Linked DNA regions of Homo sapiens: region 1 is linked to region 2. The links are chromatin contacts, found by Hi-C in ENCODE. All regions are on one chromosome and are shown on one strand. The core of a region is the stretch at or near the end of the contact, and the rest is flanking DNA. Distances in the headings are between cores, read along the strand shown. Region 1 overlaps ACKR2 (atypical chemokine receptor 2). Region 2 overlaps SEC22C (SEC22 homolog C, vesicle trafficking protein).

Region 1 (6,471 bases), core at 2,217-4,716, 280 kb before region 2:
CTCAGGAGGCTAAGGTGGGAGAATCGCTTGAGCCTAGGAAGTTGAGGCTGCAGTGAGCCATGATCATGCCACTACACTCCAGCCTGGTCGACAGTGAGACTCTGTCTCAAAAAAAAAATTAAAATGACACATACGGATCATATGGTGGCTCACCTGTTTTTATTGGACAGCACTGGTCTAGAGTATTTCATTGCTGTGCGTTCCGTATGCGGTGATGGAGTGCCCTAATCTGATAGATGAACTGGTGCAGGTTTTTGCATTTTCTTAATTTGATAGCACTACATTTTCTTTTTCTTTTTCTTTCTTTTTTTTTTATTCTTTTTTTGAGACAGAGTATTGCTCTGTTGCCCAGTCACCCAGGCTGGAGTGCAGTGGCGCAATCTCAGCTCACTGCAACCTCTGCCTCCCCAGTTCAAGTGATTCTTATGCCTCAGCCTCCTGAGTAGCTGGGATTACAGGTGCCCACCACTATACCCAGCCAATTTTTGTATTTTTATTAGAGACAGGTCCTCACTGTGTTGGCCTAGCTGGTCTCAAATTCCTGGACTCAAGTGATCTGCCCACCTCAGCCTCCCAAAGTGCTGGGATTACAGGCATGAGCCACCACGCCTAGCCTGATGGCAATGAATTTCTAACAATTAAGGGTCATGACATCTTAAGAGATGGAGGCTTTCTGGTATTAGGCTGTTCTTGGTGCAGTTGCCACTAGAGGAAAGGGGAGGGTCATCTCTATCTTTCCAAAAATCTCAGTCTCCAAAGTTTTGTGTTTCATTTCACTACCATTAAACCATACAATGATTTAATACCAATTCTAAGTACAAAATTCATAGACATAATTTCTGGCTGAATAAATTGGTTCTGCCTCTTTAAATTTCTAGTGATATTAAGGCCCATGTATTTCCCTATGTTCACTTGATTTTGAAACTATCAAACCTTTCACCTACTAGTAATTGCATTTTTGGCATCATGGTCCATGAAAGGAGAGTCAGGAGACAGTAACCACAGTAAGTTGAACAGGGAAAGTTTAATATAAAGATGTATTGACTATTTGAAGAGAAGTAACTACTACAAGAGAATTGAAGAGAACTCTAAAGAACATCCTAGGCAGAGGGAGACTACTTACAAAAGTACTAATTTGGAAGAGAAGGGAGCCCTGCCCCAAAGCTAGGATGCAGACCTCCTTTGAGAGGGTGCGATTGCAGCTACTGGATGGCACAGATGTTCAACTGGGTTGCCCTAGATGGAGCTCATCCACACTCAGCAGCTGGGGCTAGCAGGCAGGAAACTATGGGTCAAAACTGGCAAGCAGCATCCTGGGCAACTGAAGCTGGAGGGCAAGAAACCACTGCCATTGGCCAATGAAATTAGCCCTCCAGCGCCCCCTGCTGATAAAGTTTAGCATCATGCCAGCTGGCAAAGAAGAAATGTTTTAACGTCACAAAGCAATGAAGGTTGGATTTGAAACAGGCAGGCATTAAGTGACAAAAGGTACACCTCCTTTAAAGGTGGGGGGTCTGCTGTTTTGCTCTTGGGATATTTTTAACAGGTCCATAAGAGACTTTTCACTGAAAAGAATTTTCCCAACATCACTAAGGAGGTTTTGCAACTTCTCCTAGGTGAGCGTGGCAGTCTCGGATTTCACCTTTTATTTTTTGTTTTTCAACCCATCTCGCACACTGATAGCCTTTTACTCTTTAAGCCTCGTCTTCTCACAAATCTCTGGCTCCATCTGGCCACGATGAGAGTTTCTGTTTTTCTTTTTCTTTTCTTCTCTTTTTTTTTATTTTTTTTGCCTGAAGTTTAATTTCAGAAAATTATAGTCCCAGGATCACTCTCAGAAAACCACAGGTTTTTAGTCATTTCTGGTACACCAATCCCAAATTATACAGAAAAAAGACCAAAATGTTTAAAATTAACTGACTTGGGGGAGGTTGGAGTTCCCTTCCTCATGCAGACCGGAGCATCCATAGAATGTCTATCTAGCCTAAGGGGATATAGAATGCACCTGATTTTGAGGGGTCTGGGAAGAGAGGGATAAAGAGAGGCCACACAGTCCAACCAACACCCCAGCAGATTCAGTTTCTGATGCTTGCCTGAAGCAACAAAGACTTTCTGAAAATAAAAAAAAAAAGAAAAGAAAAAAGGCAGAACTTACACCTCATCACCAGGAGACAAAGGCAGGGAGGGGGACTTGAAAGAAACACATTACAGGATTTCACCAGCGGGGAGCTTCTTGTGTCCTGCACTACACCTCTTCTCCTCTCAGAGTCACTATTGCTCCATATCTTGTTTTCAATATGCCAAATTTGGGGGAGGGGACAGACAAAATTTTAAAACAAGATTTTGCCACTTTTAGGGGTTGCATTACAGAATGAAGGAAGAGGAAAGAAGAGTTTATCAATCAAAGGCTGGGCGTGGTGGCTCATGCCTGTAATCCCAGCCCTTTGGGAGGCTGAGGCAGGGAGATAACTTGAGGCCAGGAGTTCAAGACCAACCTGACCAAGAGGGTGAAACCCCCATCTCTATTTTAAAAAAAAATTAAATAAATAAGAAGTGCTTATCAATCAGAGGCTAACGACCAGCATCCTCCAATTCCTTAGACATACTTCCTTTGATACAGGAATACTATCTAAGACCCCCTCTATGATTGCCACATGGTCATTGGAGGAGGAGAGGCCTTGGGACAGTTAGGCAGGAAAGAGGAAGCCTCATAACATTCAGGAAGAGAAATATGAACCCTGTTATAAGGGGTATTTGAAAGAGGGTATTGAAAACAAGTCCCAATATTTGTTTAGTAAATATTAGACATCTATGAAAGAATCACAATGTTTGTTAGTTCAGAGTTTAGGTTTTGGAATATGAGACCTGAAACTGGATTATGGGGGCTGATTTTCTTTTGAGAATAGGGTCATGTAGGATGACCTGCTGCCCCTAAACTCTTCTTGCCTCTACGCATGTACCCCGGTGCCCTTTGCAGTCAAGGTACAGCCCCTTCAAGTTTTCCCATGTTCTGTTTTGTGTCTCATTTGCCTCTCAGTTGGCATGAAGACTAAAAGAGTTACGTCACATGGCAGAGGACAGAGTGCAGATGCAAGGGGTTGATGGTCAAGAGGTCCCTCTCCTAGTCCCAACTGTGCTATAGGAAGAAGGGCAAGCCCCAATCCTCTTTAGGCCACAGGGTCCCTATCTATAAAATTAGAGAGGGTACAACTCCACGGCCCTATCGGAAAAGTGATAGGATGAGTGACCCGAGGGAGCTAGAATATGGGGGAAAGGTGACAAGAATGAGCAGCAGAGCCAAGAGCTCATGGCCTGATCTCCTGGTAGGAACATTAGGGAAAGTGACTCACCCTGGGCCAACCAGAATTGCCCCTCATTCCTGGCCTACCACTCCCATTTTCTCCCTTCACTTCTTTGGGAAGAGAATTTCTGATGAGTCAGAGATGGTTTACCTTTGTCACTAGCTCAATAGGGGCTATTGCCTGGAACAGAGTAATGTGGATAATTCATTTGCATCTAGTGAGCTAATATTGTTTGGAAGCTGACACACCTATGTGGACTTATGAACAGCAATTTTCCTGTGCCATGCCTCTACCAAAGTCCACGTTTGCCACCTTCTGGTATTTTTGCATTGATGAAATGTGTATCTTACACATTCCAACCTCTGTGGCCTTTTACTCACCCTCATTTTCTTCTCCCCTTCTCTCCATCCAAAGATCGCCCATTCTTTCACCCTGTTCAAGTCCACTCTATACCAGGACACCTGCTCTGTTCCTTTTCTAACTCTTTAATTCCGTCCAATTTCAGATGGCTTGATGCTCCCCTCTCCCAGGAGTGTTTTGCCCTAAACTGACTGTCAATAAATGTGACCATGATGATCACAATAAAGATATCACTCATTTAGTCCACTAATATATACAACTATGGGCCTGCTCTTATATTATCCTCCTATTTCATTTAATGTGTGCTACCATAATTGCAGGTATTGTACTTCACATTATGATTCTATTTTCAGAGGTTACTAGAGAAAAGAGTTTGCAGTCTGTCTTGATAACCTTCTTCATCACACTGTATTCTTGAAAAGAATCCCCTGATTAGCCCCCCAAATCATCAGTCTTTGTCCTGAATTAGACAGAATAAAGTGTCTAACTGGCATGTGAGATAAATTCGCCGCTCCAAATCTCCATATCTCCAAATCTCATCCTCAGACCTTCCCAGAACATTCACAGACAGGTAGGCACTAGGAGAATAATAAGTCTCAGAAAACATTCCTTTTGGTTCCCCTTAAAACAAGATGTTGCCACTTTTAGGGGCTGCATTGTGGAAGGAAGGAAGGGAGAAGAAAGAAGTGACCTTCTCACAGTCACTTGATCTGACTTTCCTTATCTGAAATCAAAATATAATGCAAGCTGGCCAGGCGCGGTGGCTCACGCCTGTAATCCTAACACTTTGGGAGGCCAAGGCAGGTGGATCACCTGAGGTCAGGAGTTCAAGGCTAGCCTGACCAACATAGTGAAACCCCATCTCTACTAAAAAATACAAAAATCAGCTGGGCGTGGTGGCAGGCATCTGTAATCCCAGCTACTTGGGAGGCTGAGGCAGGAGAATCACTTGAACCCTGGAGGCAGAGATTGCAGTGAGCAGAGATTGCACCACTGCACTCCAGCCTGGGTGACAGAGCAAGACTCTGTCTCAGAAAAGAAAAGAAAAGAAAAGAAAAAAAAAAAAATATATATATATATATATAATGCAAGCATCCTTTGACATATCCTCCTGGGATTAGAATTTATGACTACAGCTCTTTCCTTTCCCTGTTGACTTTACACATGATTTTGCAGGCTTATGGTTTATTTTATGGAGAAGACTGAAGGGTGTGTGGTAGCTAAAGGGCAATTCATTTTTCTTGCTCTGCCCAAAGTTAGCAAACAACCATCAACAAGTCCTAAATGGGAGTGTGGGGGCGTCTCCCTGTGGGTGAGAGTGTCCACGCACAGGCTGGATGATGACTAGAAATCAGAAACCCTGAGGGCTGTTCCAGCCTCACAATTCCACAAGCCTCTTTCCCACGCATGGGGAGAGAGACAAAGTGAACAAGTCCAATCCCCTAGTGCCTTCATCTTGGCACTTGGTCAAATCTTGTCTTAAAGGTTTCCTACATTGGTATCTCGTAGATCTCTTAACTAAAATGTAGGTTCCCCAGAGGCAGAGTACACTGCCTTGCTTCTCCTTATCCATAATCCATTGTAGGTAGTTTATGGCTCTGGATTGACAAAGTGCTCAATAACCAGCAGATTCTTTCAGCCTTTCGATGACATGCTTTAAAGTTACCACTAGAAGTAAGGTTTCAGTGATATGGAGATACAGTTACAACATGGCTCTGCACAAAGAAACCCATAACATCAGAATTTAGAAAGACTGAATTGGAATAAAAGTTATAATACAGTTATAGGTGTTGGCAGAATTATAGAAATTCAAATGAAGAAACTACATTTTACTTAGGGAGATGGATTAAGAAATATTTGACACAAGAAATCCTTTGGACCTGTGACTCAAAGAATGAATAATGTTTAACCAGGTGAAAAGTGAATACCTAAAACTGATATAAGTAAGACACTCCACCCAACAACTGCAAAATACATGTTCTTCTCAGGTGCACATACAGCATTCTCCAGGACAGAGAATATGTTAGGCCATATAACAAGTCTCAATGCATTCAGAAGAACTGAAACCATATATAATATCTTCTCCAACCATAATGGAATTAAACTCAATCAATAACAGAAGGAAAAATTTGGGGAATTCAAAACCATGTGGAAATTAAACAACACACTCCTAAATAACCAATGGGTCAAAGAAGAAATCACAAGGGAGATTAGAAAATACTTTGAGATGAATGAAAACAAAAATAAAATGTACCAAACTTATGGGACATAGTAAAAGCAATGCTTAGAGAGAAATGTGAATACAGATATTTTTAAAAAGAGACCCCAATTCAGTAAACTAACTTTTCGCCTATGATTCTGGAAAAAGAAGGGCAAACTAAACTGAAAGCAAGCAAAAATAAAGACAAAATAAATATTGGAGTACAAATGAATGAGAGAATATGAATACAATAGAGAAAATCAACAAAACCAAAGGTTGTTCTTGGAAAACATCAGCAAAACTGACAAACTTTTAACTAATTGACTAAGAAAAAAGGGAGAAGACTCTAATTGCTAAAATCAGAAATAAAAGAGAGAGAATCACTATAGAAAAAAAGATTATAAGAAAATACTATGAACATCTGTATGCCAATAAATTAGATAATTCATATGAACAAATTTCTAGAAAGACATAAACTACCAAAACTCTCTCAAGAGGAAAAAGAAAATCTGAATAGACCTATAACAAAGAAAGGAATTTCATTAGTAATCAAAAAATGTCCCACAAAGAAAAGCCCAGAACCAGATGACTTCACTGGTAAATTCTACC
Region 2 (5,969 bases), core at 811-3,310:
TCTGGAGGGATGAGAAAACCATCTTTAATTGTAACAAATGGGGTGGGTAGACGAGCTTCAGAGTGGGAGCAGATTGCATTGAGGTTCAACTCTCCCACCCATGCCTGGGAGTCAAGTCTTGGAGAGGAGTAACACTTGGTGGTCAGCACAGCTCAGAGTCAGAGACAATAGCCAGCAGGCCAGCAAGGCTGGCTGTGTGAGGCACAGGAAGCAGGGCATAGGTAGGGAGCAGAGCTGGGGGTTCTCTCTCTGCTGGAAGATAGCAGCTGCCCCTTGGCATATGGGGGTTGCACACTGCACCTTGTAGCCAGGGCTGCTATTTGCTGTTCTGTGAAGGAGTTGGCCACTCATTGTGACATGCAGGACAGTGGCCTTCTGAGAACCTGCTGCTTGCTTGCATAGTGCAGCACAAGTGAGGACAGGCAGGGGTGGGAGCATTTATGGTGATCAGATGTGCCTGGCAAGCCCCTGTTCAGACATTGCTCACATTCCAAATGTTTTCGTGTAGAATATTGCACAGGTCTGGGGACGCTCTACCTGTGCCCTGTGAGTGTTAATAATGGTGGAGAAAGAGTGTAGCTGTGCCCTTGAGAGAGAAGGTGAGGGAAAGAGTGCACCAGTCAGCTGACCGTCAGCTGGCTAGGCTCTTCACTGAGTCCTATGTCGCAGTGCACAAATCACTGCCCATCAGGCCTCAGTTTCCTCATCTGGTAAATGGTGATAACATCAATCTGCCCCCCCGCCAGGGTGCTGTTATGAGGGTCAAAAGTGGTAGTGGAGGGTAATACTGGGTGAGTCCATTGTGTGTGGGAGGAGAAAGGCTTTACATTCACCTGGTACATGAAGGTTTTTCTGCTTCAGGCAGCACAGCACAGCCATTTCTTCTGGCCTTTACAAAAAGGCATTTTGTTATACTACAGTGTAAACCTCATTTTTTTCACTCCAAAAGGTAGCAGCCCCTCTTCTTCCCACCCTGGACCTGCCTTTCACTCCCTGGGCACAGAGCGCATGGTACCATTGATGTTTGGTTTATTCCAGGATCCAAGGAGCTGGTTCTGCTGGTTGGACCAAACCTCGTGAGCCAGCCACCCCTGACCCAAATGAGGAGAGCTCTGATTCTCCCATCCGGGAGCAGTGATGTCAAACTTCTGCTGCTGGGGAAATCTCATCAGCAGGGAGCCTGTGGAAAAGGGCATGTCAGTGAAATCTGGGAATGGCTGGATTCGGAAACATCTGCCCATGTGTATTGATGGCAGAGCTGTTGCCCACAAGCGCCTTTTATTTAGGGTAAAATTAACAAATCCATTCTATTCCTCTGACCCATGCTTAGTACATATGACCTTTAACCCTTACATTTATATGATTCTGGGGTTGCTTCAGAAGTGTTATTTCATGAATCATTCATATGATTTGATCCCCCAGGATTCTATTTTGTTTAATGGGCTTTTCTACTAAAAGCATAAAATACTGAGGCTGATTTAGTCAGGGCAAAACCATTTACTTTACATATTCGTTTTCAATACTTGCTGTTCATGTTACACAAGCTTCTTACGGTTTTCTTGTAACAATAAATATTTTGAGTAAATAATGGGTACATTTTAACAAACTCAGTAGTACAACCTAAACTTGTATAAAAGTGTGTAAAAATGTATAGCCATTTATATCCTATGTATAAATTAAATGAGGTGGCTTCAGAAATGGCAGAATAAATCTAAAGTGTTTATTAACATGTGTCTTTGCACTTATGTGAAAAATTCCGAGTTATGGATCCTTTGCTAGACAGTGTGATGTGGGCCTGACATAATGGGAGGGGGTTGTTGAAAGAAGTGAAAGTCAGGTCATCTTGTCCAGTGAGGCCTAGACAGGCGCAAGGGCTCAAATAGTCTTTAGTACTAACCCCCAACCAAAATAGCAGTCACAACAATGCCCTGGGGGCTGGGAGGCCTCCCCAGTTTGCAGGCTCTGCCCCTGCCCTGCTATGTGCAGCAGGCACTTTCCGTGCTCCGCGTTTTGGGCTCTTGTCTACTGTGAAGGTGAAGTTTCATCTCCCAGGACCAGCCTGACCACAGAATGGCCACCAGGGGGCGCAGCTGCCGGCCACCTCCTCAGGTTTCCAGCCAAGGGAAGGTGGCCTTTAGCAAAGGCTGTTCCTATAGCAGCTAATAAAATTCCCAGAAAGAAAGCAAATGCACTATCCTCTCCTGACCATCCTCTAAACACATTGGGGAATTCACTCTCCAAGAGTCTCTGCACCATCTGTCCTGAATCAGAATCTTTTGGAGGAAGGCAGTGACTTCCAAAATAAACATCTGAGTTATTGGGTGCTGGGATTTGGTAGTTGATAGTTTTCAGACACCATCTGCTTTAACCACTTTTTTGCTCAGGTTGAGAAGCTGAGGCTTGTTCTAGGGAGCCAGTGACAGTAAAGTTTGGAGCTCTGTTTCCCCTGAGGAGGAAACAAGTGGCTGTCCCCCACTTGGCAATACCCACAAAGAATAAAAGATGTTCCTTCTATGCCAGGAGGGCTGGATGAGAAGTTCTGGCTGGTGAGTTGCCTTCTTTTTTCTTGGGGCCTACCCCTTGAAGGGGCCCAGGTAGCAGAAGTGCTACCTGACAGCTGCCAAGCATCTTTGGGCAGTGCTAGTGGAGGAGAGGCTCTAAGGAGCCCACCTGGCTCTGCTGAGTCAGCACCAAGACATTGCTGGGATCAAATGTGGTCGGCAAATTCTGTGGAATACATTGAAGAACTTGAAGATTATCTTTGTGGCTTGTGGTGGAAAAGGACTTCTTAAGTCAAATGTGGACGGCAAAATCTGTGGAATATGTTGCAGAACTTGAAGATTATCTTTGTGGCTTGTGGCGGAAAAGGACTGCCTTAAGGCAAAATGATTGATGAATTTGACTATATACAAATAAGGATTTCATGGGCAAAGTTAAAAGAATGGGAGGAGATATTTATGATGCCAGAAACCACTAAGGGATTAATAACAGAAGAAATTCCTGTAAATCAGCAAGTAAGAGCAACCCCACTAGAAAATGTGCAGACAATTAACAGAAGAGAAAACGTAAAAAGCTAATAAGCATATGAAGAGATTTTAAATCATTAATACACATTCAAACAACAATAAGACCACCTCACACCTATGAGTTTGGCAAATCTTGCAAAGCTCTATGGCACTAAGTGCAAGAGGGAGTGTGGAGATGCAGGACTTCGTGCGAGGTGGCAGTGAGTAGAGAGGCACGGCCAATCTGCAGAGCCATGCCACTGTTAAGAGCTGAATTCTGTTCCCCCAAAATTCACATGTTGAAGTCCCAACCCATGAGAAAATAAATGTCTGCTTAAACCACCCAGACTGTGCTACTTTGTTAGGGCAGCCTAAACAAACTAATACAGCCTACTTACCCAAGTTAAGAGTGCACACCTTGTGAAGTGGAAATTTGACTTCTGGTTATTTGTCCCAGGAAAATTCTTATACAGATCCTCAAGGGGACATGTTCATTGAAGACTTACTGGTGTTGGTGGAAAGCAATCTGTGTATCCATCATGGAAAGAAAGTGTGCAGGCTCACCACGGAGCACCACGATGCAGGCAGATGTACCAGATTTAGATGTAACATCACATGGATGAATCCTCAAAACTTAGAGCTGAGTGAAAAACCACCGTTATATGATAAGAAATATATGCATACAAGACCATAAAATATTTTGTGAGGATATATGCGAAAAGATACATGTTAAATACACTTGAATGGCTGCTTACAAGGGACCAGGAGCTTGGGAGTTAGGTATAGGGATAATAAGGAATTGTTTTAAAAAGAGGGTTGCTTGTGTCAGCAGTCAGTTATGAGAGCTCTGGGAGAATGGGGTGGGCCTGCATTTCCCCTGGGAGATCTTGTCCTGGCCTTGCCCAGCCCTGCAGTTGACATGACAAGGTTAAGAAGGCTGGCCTTTGGGGCTCTAAAGCCCCATATGCTGCCAGAGTGTTTAAGCCTGCACAGGGCTGCAGTGGTGGGGGAAGGGGCGGGGAAACAAGCCTGGGGTTATATTGGTCAGGGAAGGCTCTGGAAGCCATGGGGGGCTTGGGTGGGGAAGAGCATAGAGGAGAGACTCCAGAGGGGAAAGTGGGCAGGGGGAGCTGGTTCTGACCCCCAAGCCACTAGGGACTCTCCTTCCCATATTCGAGCCGTCTGACCAGCAGTTTCCTGGTCAAGACTTTCCCATATGAGGCACTCAGCTAAAGGGCTCTCATGAGGACAAGGAACACAGCTGCAGGGGGACAGAGGTGCCCTCAAGGCAATTTCTTCCTCCTAACCCAGAAATATCCTGTTCTGGCCACAGAGCCCAGAGTGTGGGCCTGGGGAAGTGAAGCCAGAGGCGGGTCGGGGTGGGAGGAATAAAGGTGACCAGGACCTTTATTCCCCCAGCCCTGGGGGTTATTCCAGGCGCTTTTCCTGAGGCCCCAGGGATCAGAGCAAGGGCCGGGGCAAGGAACACAGGGCCAGCATTAGAATGAACTTTCTCACAGAGCTGTCCAGCAGGGGCTGGAGAGGCAGTGAGCTCTCCACTGTGAGGTGTGCGGGCAGAAATGAGATGTGTCTAATGGAACCTTGGAACATGCTGTCCCCATCTCACAGACATCGTCTCATACAGAATGCTGGCGTCCGAGGGGACATTTGCCTATCTCCCGGAGTGCCTCCTGTTGTGTCCATCCCACAGGGCGAGTCAGACGCCAGTTGCAGGAAACAGCCTGTGCCAGCTCTCGTTTGAAGAGTAAATATTAGTCTTTTCAAGAGCTGCTTGTTCTGTGTCACTTGGCACCGAGGACATTGAGCTGGAGGCAGCCGGGGGGGACACTCCACATCCAGATGGAGTCTGTGGGCCTGGGTCACTGCTGCAATGAGGGACCCAAGAAACAAGCCTCACCATATCCAGCCAGACATCCTCTCCTTACTGCTTGGTCAGCCCCTGAGCCCCTGCCTAGGGGAGTTCAGACCCTGCTGAGGCCCCAGGCCACCTGGTTCTCCTTAGCTACTGTCCAGGCTGCTTCTGCAGAGGCAGGGAACTGGATGTTTTGACCTGGACTGCAAGATCTCTGAGCCCCAGCTCTGATGCATATGGTTTAAATTCCTCTGATCATCAGGGAGGGGGAATGACCTGCTCTTGCCCCACTGTCATTCCCTCTGGCCACCCCAACTAACAGAGCACCCCCCTCACTCTAACCCTCATCCTGCCTTCTTTTTCTGTAACTTTTCTCTTTTACTATCTGTCTCCACCATTAGAGGGTCAGTTCCATGAGGGCAAGGGCTCTGCCATGTTCACCACTGCATCCTCAGTGTCTAGAACTGTGCACACAGTAATTATTTGCTGAATGAAAATATGATGGTAATACTTTGAAAACATTAAACAGATACCGTTCTCATTACCTGGCCCCTGAGATTATATCCCTCTGAAGCCCTCCACCATTATGACCTGGGGAAATGTGGAGGAGGGGTATGTCATCTCTGCAAGGAGAAAGTGAGGATAGAAGGAAGGGAGGAAAGCCCACCTGGTCTCATTACCTAGGAAATATTGAAGGGACACATTGAAACCTGAAAACAGAGGGTGTGTGTGTCCCACTCTGTGTTAGGAAGTCAGTCCTCCCAGCAACCTGTGCCCCTTAAGTGGCCCTTCTAGATAAAATGGTGGATCTATAAATTTAACGCCAAGTAGATCTGAGTGAACACCACCAAGCTACCCTCAGCTCCCAGAGGCCTGGAAGGGACTCAGAAGTTCCTGCATGCTCCCTGGGGCATGAGAAAGGTGGCGGAGTTGGAACTGGTGGGTCTGTCATGGTGTTGCCATGGTGAATGGTGAAGTGAGTGCCACAGAGGCCATGGCGGGGGGAAGCTCACACCCAAGGCTGGGTGATGGCATGGCTGGGTGATGGCATGGCTGAGCCTGGAGCGGTGTGAGGGGCCAGAGTGAGCCTC

Evidence for each region. A loop is a pair of places that touch in the nucleus more often than their neighbours do. Pooled maps may share reads with other maps.
Region 1: a map of HCT116 shows a loop between it and region 2 (2.3-fold over the local background). The contact joins two enhancer-like sites. A Hi-C loop is called at or near these places in 2 of 168 maps with a recorded cell type or tissue (HCT116 and mammary epithelial cell) and 4 of 50 pooled maps.

What each region holds. Positions count from the first base shown.
Region 1 is chr3:42,826,351-42,832,821 of GRCh38, reverse strand. The region is part of intron 2 of ACKR2 (atypical chemokine receptor 2); the gene reads right to left. Among named protein-coding and RNA genes, the nearest start is that of ACKR2, 20 kb to the right of the region's middle. Within about 2 kb of position 3,466, at least 6 of the 41 ENCODE cell types and tissues checked have a DNase peak (open chromatin) inside an H3K27ac peak, as active enhancers do.
Region 2 is chr3:42,543,727-42,549,695 of GRCh38, reverse strand. SEC22C (SEC22 homolog C, vesicle trafficking protein) reads left to right here. Exons shown (of 7, transcript NM_032970.4): 7 at 1-1,727. Among named protein-coding and RNA genes, the nearest start is that of VIPR1-AS1, 14 kb to the right of the region's middle. Within about 2 kb of position 2,060, at least 7 of the 41 ENCODE cell types and tissues checked have a DNase peak (open chromatin) inside an H3K27ac peak, as active enhancers do.